Linked DNA regions of Homo sapiens: region 1 is linked to region 2. The links are chromatin loops, found by intact Hi-C in ENCODE. Cell type or tissue: chondrocyte. All regions are shown on one strand.

Evidence for each region. Peaks named below come from ENCODE experiments on the same cell type or tissue, not always from the same donor. Only the 100,000 strongest peaks of a DNase experiment are listed, where the experiment ranks them.
Region 1: a loop joins it to region 2, with 3 times the contacts of the local background. A loop is called at or near these places in 4 of 110 quality-filtered maps.

What each region holds. Positions count from the first base shown.
Region 1 is chr12:68,742,616-68,750,615 of GRCh38, forward strand. It overlaps NUP107 (nucleoporin 107), which reads left to right. Exons shown (of 28, transcript NM_020401.4): 28 at 1-3,194. SLC35E3 (solute carrier family 35 member E3) reads left to right here and starts at 3,561. Exons shown (of 5, transcript NM_018656.5): 1 at 3,561-4,164; 2 at 5,315-5,425. The coding sequence starts at 3,763. RefSeq lists enhancers at 3,234-3,924, 3,774-3,873, 3,924-4,033, 4,394-4,583. In chondrocyte, a CTCF peak has its summit at 3,625; DNase peaks (open chromatin) are centred at 3,546 and 4,196.
Region 2 is chr12:68,219,632-68,227,631 of GRCh38, forward strand. It overlaps IL26 (interleukin 26), which reads right to left and starts at 6,179. Exons shown (of 5, transcript NM_018402.2): 1 at 5,955-6,179; 2 at 5,813-5,869; 3 at 5,518-5,652. The coding sequence starts at 6,125. In chondrocyte, CTCF peaks have their summits at 3,681 (motif pointing right) and 3,880; a DNase peak (open chromatin) is centred at 3,710.

The DNA of each region.
Region 1 (8,000 bases), 520 kb after region 2:
TAGGGATATCAGCGTTTCTCTGTGTGCTTGTTAATAAAACTATATAAAAATTAAAATTTTCTGTTTTTACAAATTCCAGGGTTGTCTCTTTTTCATGTAATAAGAAAATTAAATTTTCTGTTCTAGTTTTTTCTGTAATCATAAGCATTCTGATATTTTAAAATCATAAAGATGATGGAAAGTAGATTTATTTTTAAGCCAGGTACGTAATTTTTTATTTATCATAAAATTTAGTATTTTTGAATATTAAAATTAAGAAGATGACTATAACAAGAATTTTTCTAACATAACATGCTATTATTATTTTAGTTATTTTGAAGACATTTCTAGTTTAACTTTCATTTAGCAAACTTCCTATCAAAATAAGAGCATATAAAGACTTAGCGTAGTACCTGGCACACAGTAAGCACTGAATATATTGGAGATTACAGATCCCGCTCTTCTAATAGGGGAAATACCATAAGTACATTTAAAAGGTGTCATTTAAAAATACAAGTAGTGGCTGGGTGCAGTGGCTCACGTCTGTAACCCCAGCACTTCGGGAGGCCGAGGCAGGTGGATCACCTGTCGTCAGGAGTTTGAGACCAGCCTGGCCAACATGGTGAAACCCTGTCTCTACTAAAAAAATACAAAAATTAGCCGGGCATGGTGGCAGGTGCCTGTAATCCCAGCTACTCAGGGGAGGCTGAGGCATGAGAATCTCTTGAACCTGGAAGGCAGAGGTTGCAGTGAGCCGAGATCACGCCACTGCACTCCAGCCTTGGGGACAGAGCGAGACACTGTCTCCAAAAAAAGAAAGAATTACAAGTAGTCTGAGCAGGAAGAACCTCTCTCCAGCTGAAAAGACTCTCAGGAAGTAGTATTGGTTTGGGGTTTGAGTAATGCACTGAATTTGCAAAGGCAAAGAGTGACACAAGAAGGATGAGGCTCTATAGATTAAGAAATCAGTATGAGCAAGAAATGATAAATGCTGGGCATTATTATGAACCAACAAATACACCAAATAGGCTAGAGTGTAGGGCTTATAAACAGGAGACAACTAAAAGAATGTGATTCTAATAGAAAACAGTAATTCCCCAAACTTGCTAATCATCTAAGGAATTTCTTGAATATGTATTTATAGATGCCACCCCTAGAGACAGCTGGCTTGGGAAGCCTGAGATGGGATCATAGAATTTGATCAGTTCTATATTATGTGCTTTTTTTGTTTTATTTCTCTAAAGAATTCATCTTGTCTTCCTGTTTTCTTTATTCTTACTAATATGCAAATGATTTTTACAGCTCATGCAGTCCTGTAATCATGATTATTGCTATGCTACTTTGCAAAAAATAAAAACAAAAAATTCATACCAAAACAAATACAGACTAGATTTGGGGTGGGGAGGGGAAATAAGTGAGTCTTAAAAGTAGTTTTGTTACTTGCAACAAACTGTATATATAGAAACTTTGTACAACCCAGGGTGACTATTTCCAAAGACTGTTACCTATTTGTTGAACAACAGTGGGAAAACTACTTAGCCTAAATGAGGAGGAGGAATATTGTATGCTTCCATCGTAACCGTATGTGGGTAAATGGACAAGGTCTGTCATCTATTTAGGAACTTGTTTTGCATGTCCCCCACTCTGTATTTGTCTTTTGTTGTGCCTTGTTTTTTGAATGTCCTTTAAAAAACACAGCACAGAAACCCACTAAGGTTGTGGAATTACAAAATTCCTTCAACCTTAGACTCTTAATTAGGATGCCCTCAAATGGACTTGTTTTTAATTTTTATTTATTTATTTATTTTTGAGACATGGTCTTGCTCTGTCTCCCAGGCCGGAGTGCAGTGGCATGATATCTCACTGCAAACCTCCGCCTCCTGGGTTCAAGCGATTCTCCTGCCTCAGCCTCCCTAGTAGCTGGGATTACAGGCGCCTGCCACCACGCCTGGCTAATTTTTGTATTTTTAGTAGAGACGGGGTTTTGCCATGTTGGCCAGGCTGGTCTCAAACTCTTGACCTCAAGTGATCCACTCGCCTCGATCTCTCAAAGTGCTGGGATTACAGGCATAAGCCACTGCACCCAGCCAATTGGACTCCTTTGAGTCCTTAGGGAGTCAATGTGTGTGTTGCTGCTTATTTAAATACAGTTCAGTTGGAGCCCCAAGAGTGCCAATGTGCTCCTCACAATTCCCAAATGCCTCTCTTCCTGAACACCAGAAGTGGTGGGCACCTGAGTGGGAAATTTCAGGCAACTTAATTTAGTTCCTCAGTGCCTACTCTTGAAGAACTGGGTTTTCATTCTAGAGAGGAAACTCAGGGAAGGGCGTGTTGCCTATCACAGGTTCGCATACTAAGTTTTAAAAACTTTTCTTGGTGTGACTTATGCCAAGGAATTATGAAGACTTTTTCCTTGAGCATTGCATGAAGGCTACAAAGTTGGAACAGGCATGTCCTGGGTGTGAAAGTTTTAATTTCCCTACCTCATTTATTTATTTAATTTAGAGATGGGGGTCTCACTATGTTGCCCATCCCGGCTTCCAACTCCTGGGCTCAAGCAATCCTCCCACGTCAGTCTCTCAAATAGCTGGGACTACAGGCCCACGCCACCATGCCCTACTTCCTCATTTATTTTAAATTTTTTGTACCACAGTCTCTCTTTTTAATTTTATGACTGCTGAATTAATCCTAGACTCTGTCTTAAAACTAAGAATTGATGTATTGGCAGGAACAGCTGGACATTCAAGATGTTTTTGTGATTCCTTTTTTAAAAATCTCCTTTTGTACCTGTAATATCTACAATATATAATCTTTCTTTATCGACTTAAGGAGGAAGGAGAAAGGAAGAACCTGACTTCTGTGTGAAGGACCTTACTGTCGATCAAGACTGTTACTCAAAGTTCTATCTCTTAGTCATTGCACCTGACCTGATCCAAAACATATATATATATTTGTATGCACCCCTAGAGACAGCTGTATATATATACGGTTTTGCCAGGTTGTACGTTTTTTTCTCGAGTTGTAAGTGAACACAGTAGCACTCGTTTACATTGTCAAGGGGACATCTTTAGAGAACACATTTTCTCACTGTTGAGCTAATAATGCTTTGTGAATGTATGATCTAAGGAGAAACCCTTGTAGTTATACCCGATGATGCTGTCTGTTGGAAAGTAAATTTTGAATGTCTTTTTCCAAAAATAAAAAATAAAAACATGCTTTCAATAAGTTCTTTCCCCCCTCTGGCGAGGGCTACTAAATTTGCTCAGCATTTAATACGTAAAATTGGCTAACAGTGTCTGCACAGCCAGAGAGAAGTTGTCTAGCAAATCGGGTCAATGACACACAGGAAACAAACATCAAGAAAGGGGTCCTAGATTGGTCCAGTCAGGTAGGCGTTAGGTGACCAAGGGGGTCGGGGACCCAGAGGATAGGACCCAAAGACGCAAGCGTCGCGCGCCCAAGGCTCAGCGCGCCTGCGCAGGGTAGCGGCCGTTCAGCCAGCGGCTCGGGGGCGGAAGCACTGGAGCCCCGAGTCACGTGGCTGCGGGCGGAGATGAGCGGGGCGTGGGACGTGCTGCGGCGTCCTAGCTGGCTTACAGGGCGGCGGCGGGGTGTGTGTCCTCTGTTAAGAGTGCTACTCGCCCGGGGTTGATCTGTGCATGCCACTCCTGGGTCAGACGGTGAGGTCGGCGTCTGCGAGGACGCGGCGGTGGAGTAGAAGGGCAGCCGGAGACAGGCCCGGCGCCCCTTCCGAGGCTAGACGGCCCCAGCTTCGCGGGGATCATGGCATTGCTGGTGGACCGAGTGCGGGGCCACTGGCGAATCGCCGCCGGGCTCCTGTTCAACCTGCTGGTGTCCATCTGCATTGTGTTCCTCAACAAATGGATTTATGTGTACCACGGCTTCCCCAACATGAGCCTGACCCTGGTGCACTTCGTGGTCACCTGGCTGGGCTTGTATATCTGCCAGAAGCTGGACATCTTTGCCCCCAAAAGTCTGCCGCCCTCCAGGCTCCTCCTCCTGGCCCTCAGCTTCTGTGGCTTTGTGGTCTTCACTAACCTTTCTCTGCAGAACAACACCATAGGCACCTATCAGCTGGCCAAGGCCATGACCACGCCGGTGATCATAGCCATCCAGACCTTCTGCTACCAGAAAACCTTCTCCACCAGAATCCAGCTCACGCTGGTGAGTAGCTTCAGCTTCCCAAGGCGCCGCTCTCCCGACCCACCTCCTGCACTGGCCCCGGGAAATTCGAACGCACACTGGTCTTTCCCTTCATCTTGAAATCCACAAATGAGTCATCTGTGGGCATGTGAACTTTTAGGCTTATTTTAGGGAGGGGGAAAAGGCCATCTTGTCAGCCCAGAAGAGTGGGCATGTGTGAATTTTAGTAGCTGCCATTTGATGGAAATCGTTAAATGCTGTGATCGATAAGAAAAAAAGCTGTATTGGGTGGTACAGTCCAGTGTTATCAGAATATCTGCAAAAGCTCAAACAAAAACAGCCTTTCTCCCCCAGGGGAATCAAATCGTGTATGATAAAACGTGAAAAGATGTAGCATAAAGTAGGTCTCAAAACGTCTGCAGCACCATACTTTAGAGCTGTCTGCATCTTTAAATAAAAGGAGGTGGACTCAATTTTAGCACTTAGTAACTTATTTAAGGTCTTTTTCTTTTTTTTTTTTTTCTTTTTGAGACGGAATTTCACTCTTGTTGCCCAGGCTGGAGTGCAATGGCACGATCTCGGCTCACCGCAACCTCCGCCTCCCGGGTTTAAGCGATTCTCCTGCCTCAGCCTCCCGAGTAGCTGGGATTACAGGCATGCGCCACCACGCCCGGCTAATTTTGTATTTTTAGTAAAGACGGGGTTTCTCCATGTTAATCAGGCTGGTCTCGAACTCTGACCTCAGGTGATCTGCCCGCCTTGGCCTCCGAAAGCGCTGGGGTTACAGTGGTGAGCCACCGTGCCTGGCCTTATATTTAAGGTCTTTATGCTTTTATTGTTTTATATTTATGCTTATGCTGTTTAGACACTAGTTTGGGGATCCATTTACTCACCTTTGTATTCATGTGGTATTTTCTTGCAAAGTGCAATATATTTACCACAAATTTAGAATGGAATTAAATGTGAATATCAATATAGATTTGTCATATTTCACGTTTAGGAAATAGGATTAACAACTAGTTTTCCCAAGTCAAAACAGAAAACATTTATACAGGTTCATTGTTTCCCAGTTATGTGTTTATCATTAGCCTTGTAAGACATTGTGAAAGGAATACTAAATTTTTGTCTCTTGAATTTAATCTGAACAACATTTACCTCTTTTTCGTTACAGATTCCTATAACTTTAGGTGTAATCCTAAATTCTTATTACGATGTGAAGTTTAATTTCCTTGGAATGGTGTTTGCTGCTCTTGGTGTTTTAGTTACATCCCTTTATCAAGTGGTTGGTAATTTTTTTTTCTTTATGTGCCTTTTTAGCAGATTTCATAAATTTTGAAGCTGTATTCCAAGGTTTAGAAAATACAGTATAGAGACAATAGACTGTTGGGAAGAAAGCATAATTGCATAAGTTGTCTGACTCAAGGTGAAGAGAAGAAAGGAGACAGAGAAACTTGGGTGTGTGATGCTCACCAAATACCTACCTGTTTGTAAGTGTATAATATCCATGCTTAACAGTCTCAGCTTGGGGTGAAGTTATTTTCTGGGAAATCTTTACAAAATACCTAGTAAGACTTTTTACTTCCTAAGTTTGTTATGTTTTCTGTTTACTCTTTACTTTTAACATTGTTGTGAAGGAGTGAGTATACTTCCAGAAATCTGAACAGTAATGAAAAATTTCAGATTTTTAGATGTTTTTGCCTCAAAAATTATACTGCTGTTACAACTTGTTTATTGGCTTTTAATAATGTGTCTAATATAGATTATTACAATATTATACTCTATATTAATAAATATAGAGTAATTTATATTAATGAATATTTTTCCATTTGTGCAAGCGCAGTGCCTTGCCTATAGCAGATATTCATTAAAAATATGTTCATGGATTCACTTACTTCATTACCATAAAATCCTAACAAGTATGGTTTTTGATTCTTATTTAGTGGAGAAAAAATAACTTGCTGTAGGGGACAGTGAAACGGTATTCTCTCTATACTGAAAACCTTGGTCTGGAAATTCTGGGTGTGCCTGCATGGGGAATCAAAGCCAAAATGTGTAACCAATTTTATTTTTTTCACAAACATCCACTGGTTATTAAACTAAGGCATTCTTGTTTGAAATTTTAGGAGTTCAGTAATAGAGCCCTGGCATCTTAAACATTCTAGTAGTGATCATGTCAGAGACAGTATTTGAAAATATTCTGCAGTGAAATACATTTTCTAGTGGCAGAGAAGCAGTTTAAATAAAAGAAGAGGCTAGTGAACATTCCTATTCATCTTTCTTGTTAAATGCACTTGTTTTTGCCTAGTATAGGCAATTTATTAAACAGAGCAAGTAATTGTACTCCTTATACGTAATAGATTCAGAGTACTCACCATCTCTGTCACTATGACCATTTTTGTTCACACAAGTCTCAAAATTGCTATAGATTAGAATCAAAGGATTCTATATCCCTAAGGTAGATATTTGACATGAGATTGACCAAGGAATGATTGTAGATTAATGGACAGTTTCTTATCAGTAAGTGGTAAAGGTACCATTACAAAATAGGTATATTCCCAAAACATTCCTCTTAAAGAAAGTTGTATCTGCCCACAGTATCTTGGGATAATTTCTATGTTGTTTCTCTTATACTGCTGGAGACATTAAAAGGAGTTAAAAGACAAGTGACCAGCTATTAGCTTGAGTTGTAGAAAGATGGTTGACTCATTCATTCGTTCAGCAGACATCTTTTCTGCATTATGTTCACCCTTGAGGATACAAAGATGAAAAGCAGCTACAGTCCAGCAGTGTAGAAACACAAAGAGACAGCTGGTCACAGTAGCATATGTACCCCAAGGTAGGAGGAAAATTCTGAGGAACACCAAGGAGGAAGTGGCAGCTCTTAAAGAGGGGCGGTGAGGTAAGACTTTACGGAAAAGTTAACAATTTAAATTGAAGGGCACACAGAAATGAGCTCAGCAGGGAAGGACAGCTGGTCTTTTCCTTGCAGTGTGTGTGAAAGTCTGGAGCATTTTTGGAGAACTTGATTTGTTTGGTGAGGCTAGGCAGTAGGTGCATTGTGAGAAGACAAGGCTGAGGAGTGGGTGATACCAGATGTCAGGGTCGTGAAGCCATGCTAAGGAAGTATATCTTTATTGAGCACGCACCAGGAGAGGAGTTCAGACAGGGACTGACTTGATCATTCCCCTGTCTTTAGAAAAGTAACTGATGGCAATGAAGGGTGGGTAAGAGGGAAGGAAGGGTAAAAGGCAGAGCAGTCAGGAACCTACCTGTACTTCACAGGACAGGCAGGAAGGGCCTGGGCTAGGGCGGTGGGAATGGACAGGGAAAGGTTAAAAGGCACTCCAGGGGCGTTTTGGGGAACATAGGAGAACCTGACTGAATGTGAGAGAGAGGAAAGTAAGGCTCTGATCCCTGAGGGAGATTATATCATCAATTATTGGAAACACACAAGAGGAGCCCATTTGTAGAAAAAAGGCACCAGTTGATTTTAAACAAGTTCCTGCAGATTATATAAGTAGAGATGGCCAGGAGACTGGCCAATATAAGGTTAAGGATGCTCAAGCGATGAGGGAAGAGCAGTAGATCTCAGCAAATAGTAAAAGACATCAGTCAGGGCGATGAAAGAGGAAGGCAGGCATCTGCCTTAAAAACTGTTAAGTGCAGGAGGCAGTGAGGGAGGAGTACAAACCAGAGGGTAGTTCTTCCAAGCAAAACTTGCAGGTTCTGCAAAGAGGGCTCGCAGGAAGGGCCACAGGGAGTCTGGACATGTCCATGGAGATCATAGTGCCCTTAGGAGAGCATTAGAGGGGTGGTGGCAGGAGCCAGGCTGTGCTGCATTGAGGGACAGTGGAGGC
Region 2 (8,000 bases):
AGTTAATGACCCAAGTTTCTAGCTTAAGAAACTAGAAGGAGCAGACTAAATATAAATTTAATAGAAGAAAATGAATAATAATGTTCAGAATAAAAATCACTGAAATAAAAACAGAAAAGTAATAAAGAAAAATCAATGAAACTAAAAACTGGTTCTTTGAGAAATCAATAAAATTGATGAATTTTTAGCCAGACCCATGAGAAAGAAAAAATAAAGACAAAAATTACCAATATCAGAAATAAGAGAAGTGACATCATCCTGTACTATGCAGATATTAAAAGCATATTAAGGAAATATCATGAAAAATTATCTGGCTATAAATTTGGTGAATTTGATGAGATGAATAAAATCACTGAAAGACACAAACTACCAAGGTTCCTTCAAAAAGAAATAGATAATCTGAAAAAATAACCTTGCATCTACTAAAAAATAGAATACATAGTTTAAAATCTTCCCACAAAGAAAACTCTAAGCAAAAATGGCTTCACTGGTAAATCTTGCCAAACATTTAAGAAAAAATAAGTCTATACTAACACTTTCTGAAAATTGAAAAGGTAAACCCTTTTCAACTTTATGAGGCCAGGATTATGCTAGTATCAAAGTGACACAGATATTACAAGAAAACCGTAGACTAACATCTAACATATGTAGATGCAAAATTTTTAGGCAAAATTTTAGCAAATTAAATCTAGTGATGTATGAAAGAAATAATATATTATTGCCAAGTAGAGTGCATCCCAGAAATGCAAGATTGGTTTAACTTTGAAAATCAATGTAATTCATTGTTTCAATTGTCCAAAAATTAAAAATCATACAATCCTGTCAATAGATGTGTTAAAAAGGCATTGATCTAAATGTGATATTTAAAATGAGGAAACTTCTAAATGTAAAATTTTTTCATGACCTTTGTGTTAAATAAAGATTTCTTCAATATGACACCAAAACATGGTCCATTAAAGAAAAAACTATTATATTGTACTTCATAAAATGTAAAATCTCTTCAAAAGACACTAAGATAATAAGAAGGTGTCATAGATATCTGTCATCCAGGTTGGAGTGCAGTGGTGCGGTCTTGGCTCACTGCAACCTCCACCTCCTGGGTTCAAGAGATTCTCCTGTCTCAGTCTCCCGAGTAGCTGGGACTACAGGCATGCGCCACCGCGCCTGGCTAATTTTTGTATTTTTTCTTGAGATGGGGTTTTGCCATGTTGGTCAGGTTGGTCTCGAACTCCTGACCTCAGGTGATCCACCCATCTCGGCCTCCCAAAGTGCTGGGATTGTAGGCGTAAGCTACCGTACCTGGCCAAATTCTTATATATTCTCCCTTGTATACAAATATATTAATGTTAAATATAGTCATAAGAATTCTGCATGCTCAGAAACATTCTGATCTTATGATTTTTATGCCCTCAAGTCTCCCCTCTCCCTGCTACTTGATCTTTATTTCCAGAAGTGGGAATTAGGAACAGAAACGAACACAACAGTCCTCAACACAAAAGCTTCTTTCTTATGAAGACAAAACAAAGCCAGTCAACTAAAACTAAATAAATAAAAGAAAAAACTAATTCAACAACTTGGTCATTGACAAATTCATCATTTGGCAATTGTTCTGGAGCAGGCACATGGACAGTTTTTTAAGTATATTAAAGGAAAGGAGGAATGGGGTGGGAGGAAAAGGAAAGGAATGAAGGAAGGAAAAGGAAGGAAAGCACGAGGTCTCAGCCATTTGACGAATATCCATCAAGTGCAAATCCATACCCTCAAAATGTGGCAATTATTTATTTCATCACCTTTATCAAATAGTAATGAGTGACACAATGTTGCCTATGAACAGGAATAAAAAAGAATAAATGGAAAGGAGGTGGATAGGACCAGTTGCTCACCATGAGCATTTTATTTTTATATCTGAATTTTGAACTATCTAAAACCTAGAAATGTTCAATAGTGGGCTGGTGATATGAATGTCAAAAGAGTTGTACTGTTATCTGCAGCCAGTAATCATAAAGTTCCATGCAAATGAACTGCAAGTGAAATAGATATTGATCATCTCTAGCTGACAACATGTGATCCAGTAACTACTTCCGGGTTATACCAGAGTTCATCTTTAAGTTTTTCTTTCTGGTGATACAAAACAACACCCACCAAGGATAACTCAAATATAATCCAGGTAATGAGATTTGGTAATATAGTACATAAGTATTCCATCATTGGAATTGCAATATTTCCCCAACCCAAATACTCCTATTAAACCTACCAGGGAAGGCTACTGTAAATTTTAAAGGAATAATTTAGTACTTTGCTCTTGATATGTGAAAATTTTCACCTAATTCAGCATGTAATCAACAAATCCAACCAGAGTCATACCCTATTTGGTAAAATATAATTATCTGAAAAAAAGTTACCATCACAAATTAAAATGTCTTTGCAACTTTAGCAGAGTAAGCATCTTTTAATAACTCTGGTATCCATTAAAAATTGTCAACAGAAATAAAACAGGTACACTGATAAGAGCATTTAAAAATCCCATGCACAAGCTAACAATTTATAAAGAGCTGTAGTAATCCTTACTATTACCTTTAATGTATTAAGATACAAAATACATAATTACTGGATTCTTCAAATGATTTAAAGCAATCAATATCATATGTTTTGCTTTTTTAAAATTATTCCCAAGGTTTGGGGCAGAGGAAACTTTCAGAAGAACACAAACCAATGTTTTATTGTTGGCATAATTTCAAATATTAAGTGCACACATTAAGCAAGTAGGCTGTGTGCCAAAATTCTGTGTAAATCAGCTGTTCAGAACACAGACAGCATTTAACTCTGCAGCAGCACTACCAATGCAGCATTCATTGCTCAATCAACCCCTCAGAATCCTGTTTAGCCTATAGCATCATACTAACCTAAGCATTATCCCAGAGTACCGCCTCCAGGAAACAGAATGGGCCATTTCCTTCTGTCTCCCGATCGTGGAAGAAGCCTTGGATCAGTTTTAAAATATGTCAAGGTTCTGCGGAAAGCTTTCTAAAGCTCAGAGCGTGCAGAACGGAAGGCCCCCTCTCACAGTCCCCCCTTTCAAGAAGGGACTTGACCAATTGTGACTTGATCACTACTGCTCTGAATCCCCAGAGCTTTGTTTTACTTATTTTTCCCACAACAACCTCAATAGTACGGACGGCAGGGGAAATACGGCAAGTATAATTAGTTTCAATAGGTTGACCATTTATACATTGATTACATTTAGTGTCCGTTTTTATTAACAAAATATCATATTTAAATTAATGTTGTTTACTTCATGTTTTATAACTTCTGTCTGCTAAGCCCTCTCCCAACCACTGATTCAGAGATTCATAGAGTAGGTGCTCAGTTAATTTGTATTAAACAGACAGATACCAGTTTCTGCTGCCAGAAATATAAAATTATGTTTGGCTGAAACATTATAGACACCAGGCCAGTTACCTTTTCCCTAAATCAATGTCTGCAGTCTTTCTAACGCTCAGGCCAATCCTGCCGCTTTATGTTTCACGGGGGAGCTTGCTTTACCCCAGGGCATAAACTGCACAGCTTGTAAGACAACTGATGCTCACACTGATAGGCTTGAGGTGGGAGCAGGGAAGAAGGAAAGCGCGGAGTTACGTGTTGCCTAGCGAGATTGATGAGATGATGTGTTCGTATTTGGCCACAGGAGGGAGCCAGACCCTTTGGGAAGCAGCAACAACCAACCAGAGCGGCGCCACACTGTCCCACCCACTTTAGGAAAACTTCACCAGAAACAAACCAAGAAAAACCAGAGTTCCTAGACATATCCAGGTTTCCTAAGCTTTTCATCTAGAATATTGTTCGTTTTAGGTTATAACTGTCGCTATGTGTTCTCTAGCTATTTGGGTCAACAAAACCAAATTAGTAATGAAAACCTGACATGGATTTGGGGGTTCTGACCAGACACTCTGTACTGTATCAGGCAAGGATTTAACAATGCAACTTAAATTTAAGAGACTATTTATAGTTACACATGTACTTTCTTCATAAGGTTGTCTTATAGGTTTAAGCATAGAACAAAATTTCAGGCACCAGAACTGGCCCAGAGAATTCTCCCTGTGTTTTGCAAAGAGGTATCAATTTGTAATTTCTTTTTATCAGTGTTGTAATTTTAATAAAATATGAGAGTTTATAAAAAAACATGCAATCCAAACCTAAGTAAGGGTATAACAAACACAAACTAAGCAAAGAAATAGAGAACTTAAATTTGGTGGTTTTTTTTTTTTTTTTTTGCTTGTTTTTTTCTTTTTAACCTAGCCGATCTACTCACACTCATAAAATGCCTCATGTACTCTGGGCTGAAATTTGGGTTACGGAGCACTTTAGTTGACCACAAGAAAAAAACATCTTAACTCTTAAAAAATAAACACCCCCCCCCTCTAATGGCCCAGTGTTTAAGTCTCAGTGACCATGATGCCCAGGATGAAGAGCTCCTTTCCAACTGGCTTCCCAAGGATTGCAATAAGGCTCCCAACCCAACCTTTGTACCATCTGCAAGCTACAACTGCAGGAGGCTGGAGAAAGCATACTTGGACCCCAACCAAGGGCACAGAAAAGCTTCAATATTCCCCACAGAGGCAACTCGACTAACATTGCACAGATTCTGGCTCAGTGTTTTTGTTTTGTTTTGTTTTGTTTTGTTTTGTTTTGTTTTGTTTTGTTTTCTGCACTGGTCTTTATTGCTGTGGAATTTTTCATAGAAATGTGATCACTTTTACCTTCTTAATTAATTCTCCACTGCTTGCTATGACAGTGACCATACTGAGGCATCAAATAATTTAGGTACCAAAGAAGGCATGTCTATCCCTTTTTAAGTTTTTTACTGAGATTATGCCTTAAAAGGGGCACAAATATTTTTTTAAAAACATAAGTAAATAAGAAAAAGGGCATCAGTTAGTTATTATTGTTATGGGAAAGAAGGAAGGAAGGAAAGAGAGAGAGAAAGAAAGAAAAGGAAGTAAAGAAAGAAGGAAGGAAGGAAAAGAAAGAAAGAGAGAGGGAGGGAAGGAGGGTGGAGGAAGAGAAAGGGGAGAGGGAGGGAGGGAGAGGGAAGGAAGGGAGGGAGGGAGGGAAGAAGGGAGAGAGGGAGAGAGGGAGGAAGGGAGAGAAAGAGAGACTTAGAATAGTGTTTGGCACAAAGTTGGTACTCAAGAAATATTAAATGGATGAATGGATTACTTGGGAATCACATAATGAGAGAATGATTTTAAAGTATTTATTTGAAAACCATGTCATGTTACTTTAGCTCTCTTCAGTGTGTTTTATGAGCCATTCTTTAAGAAATAATAAATAGCAGCATTCTGAGTAATGTACAGTTATTTAATGCTATTTCCCTGGTGATGACCTCTCCATTTGGACTACAAGCCAACAATTACAAAGCTCGTTTTACTCACCCTTTGGTGTGAGACAGATTCTTACATGCTGACTTCTAAACAGGTTTCTAGGATCAAATGCACAGTATTTGTTGTGTATACTTACACAGTGGCTCAATTTCTGCCTAAGGCTATGAAAGTCCTCCACAAAGCGTATTTTCTTGCAGCCTTGCAATTGCAGTTGACCAAAAACGTCTTCCATGAAGAAGGACAGAAGCTGTTCTTGAAATTGACAGTTTTTCTAAAAATAAGATACAAGAAATTGCATATGGTAAATTATGAATCGTTTTTTAATGTCCCCCGATCATTACTTAATTACTCTCTGAAAAAAATTTAAATGCAGGGGGAAATAAACATCAAATAAGTGGAAATGTAAAAAAGAAGAAGACTTTCTGACTTACCATAAACTGCTTTTTTGTTTTCTTTTTTAATAATCGTATATTTTTTATGCGGTCTTCCTACAATAATACAAAGAGAAATAAGTTGTATCCAAGATTGTAAATGTCCTTGAGGTCATGATTTTAAGCAGAGCCTAATACTTACTGGAATCGTTGCTTTGAGCCATGCTGCTTTGATATAGAGAGCGTCAACAGCTTGGGACAATGTTCCCCTTGGGTAACAACTTTTGGTGAAGGAAGATTGCTTGTGCTTGGCAATGGCAAGAGACAGAGTGACTAACAGCAACCCACACCTCAAAATGAAATTCACCAGCATTTCCCTTCACCCCACTCAGCGTGTGTCACTCACAGCAGCCCAAGAGATACTAATGCCGGTTAGATGAGAGGATAACCTACTTAATGTAGCCCTCAAAGCCACCAGTCCAATGAGGTGCTGTGAAAGATAATTTACAGTTTATATAGAGGAAGATCACTTTGGTTGTTCTATTTTTTTAAGAGCTTGCTTCATAGTCAAAAAACGCTGATCACACCATCAACTGACATTATTTAAAAGCTCAGCCTTACTGGTAAGATTGCGTTCTCATTTCCAAAAGAATTCAGAATTTCAGTTGCCTATCACAGCAGCTTGCATTATTTTAAAAGGCATGCCAATAAAAACAGGATGATTTCCAGGGGGCTGTGTCATAATTTTTTAAACCCCATGTGAAAAATCTCCTTTTCTAACCAGAATCCCAGAAAAAATTTAACAAGGGGGTAGAAATGGGCAGCCCCAGGAAATCTGCTCACGATTCAAATGGGTCTTGTGTTTATTGCTTGCCACATCCTTCACCCAGCTTCCCCCAGAGGCCATTATTCTGCAGATAGCAGCGAGAACATTTCCAGTGCAGAAACAGTAACTCCCCTTAACATATTCAAGATATGTTTGGAACTGGACCTGGGACTAAGGTCCACAATGTAATAAGTTCTCTGTCATCTCTGTCCAAATTTACCACTCAGACTTTCCTTATAACTCCCAACTTCCAGGAGAGTGCAAATTCCTTGAAGAAAGAGACCGTATATTTTCACCTTTGAATACAGCATCTACCATGGCACCTCATCTAAAGAAGTGCATCCATTATTAATTGAGTAAATACTTTTGTCACATCATGACGTGCTACCATAACTGCTTTATTTTTTAAATTTCTTCCATTCACACATTTTTATTAAAGACTTGCCTACACAAAAACCAGTGCTAGGTATGAGGGAGCCACCAAGGAGGATTCTCCATAAACTCCCATCCTCATTTCTGTCCCAGTTCTTCCTAGACAGTAAATATGGCTCATTCTGGGTAGCAGCCCCAATATAAGAAGAGGGCAGCCCAGAGTCATATTCTGAGAAGCAGAGATAGGTCACTAAAGCCTAGAATGAATAGAGTTAATGTGTATCAGGGATAAGTCAACACTAGAAATCTGGTTGTGAGTTAAGAGAGTCATCAAAACTAGTCAGTCAATAACAAGCATCAGAACCCAAGACTAAATTCCAAATGAAAGCAAGCAGGGCTGTCAAAAAAACAAAAAAAAAACAAAAAAAAAACAAAAAAAAAACAACCAAGAAGAAAAAGGGAAAATAAGAAAAATGCTTGGACTGATGTCTGCTGTTTCAAAACATGAGTGGATCTCTTGGAAGAATCCAAGCCTTATTTCCCCAGGAGCAAGATCACTGGTAACGACACACCCTATCAATTGAGATGAGAACTATTCACAAAAAAACTATAGCAGAAGTCAGCTGACTGGGAGTGCTGAGTGAAGTTCACTGAAATTTTATGAAATTCAGAAAAAGAAAGAAGTCGTTTCAGTTGGGAGTGGCTGAAAGGATGTTTGAACTAGGACATGAAATACACAAAGGGATTTATTTATTTATTTATTTATTTATTTGAGCAGAGGAATGCCTAGTATTATAAGTTCCTTTGGAAAGAAACAGTGTGAACTTGGAGGGATCAAAAGCTCAAATGCCCTTAGAGGGCGAGGATTAATACAAACACACTGGGTGGGTAGATACCAGATAATTGCGGCTAATATGCTTATATGGTCACCAGTCTTAAAGTCTGTCTAATCACATAGCCTGTTAACACACTGTGCTATAAACACAGAGTGCAATAAAAGGATGACACAAAACACCTCCCAGAGCCATATACTGCCGTGAGCAGCCAATT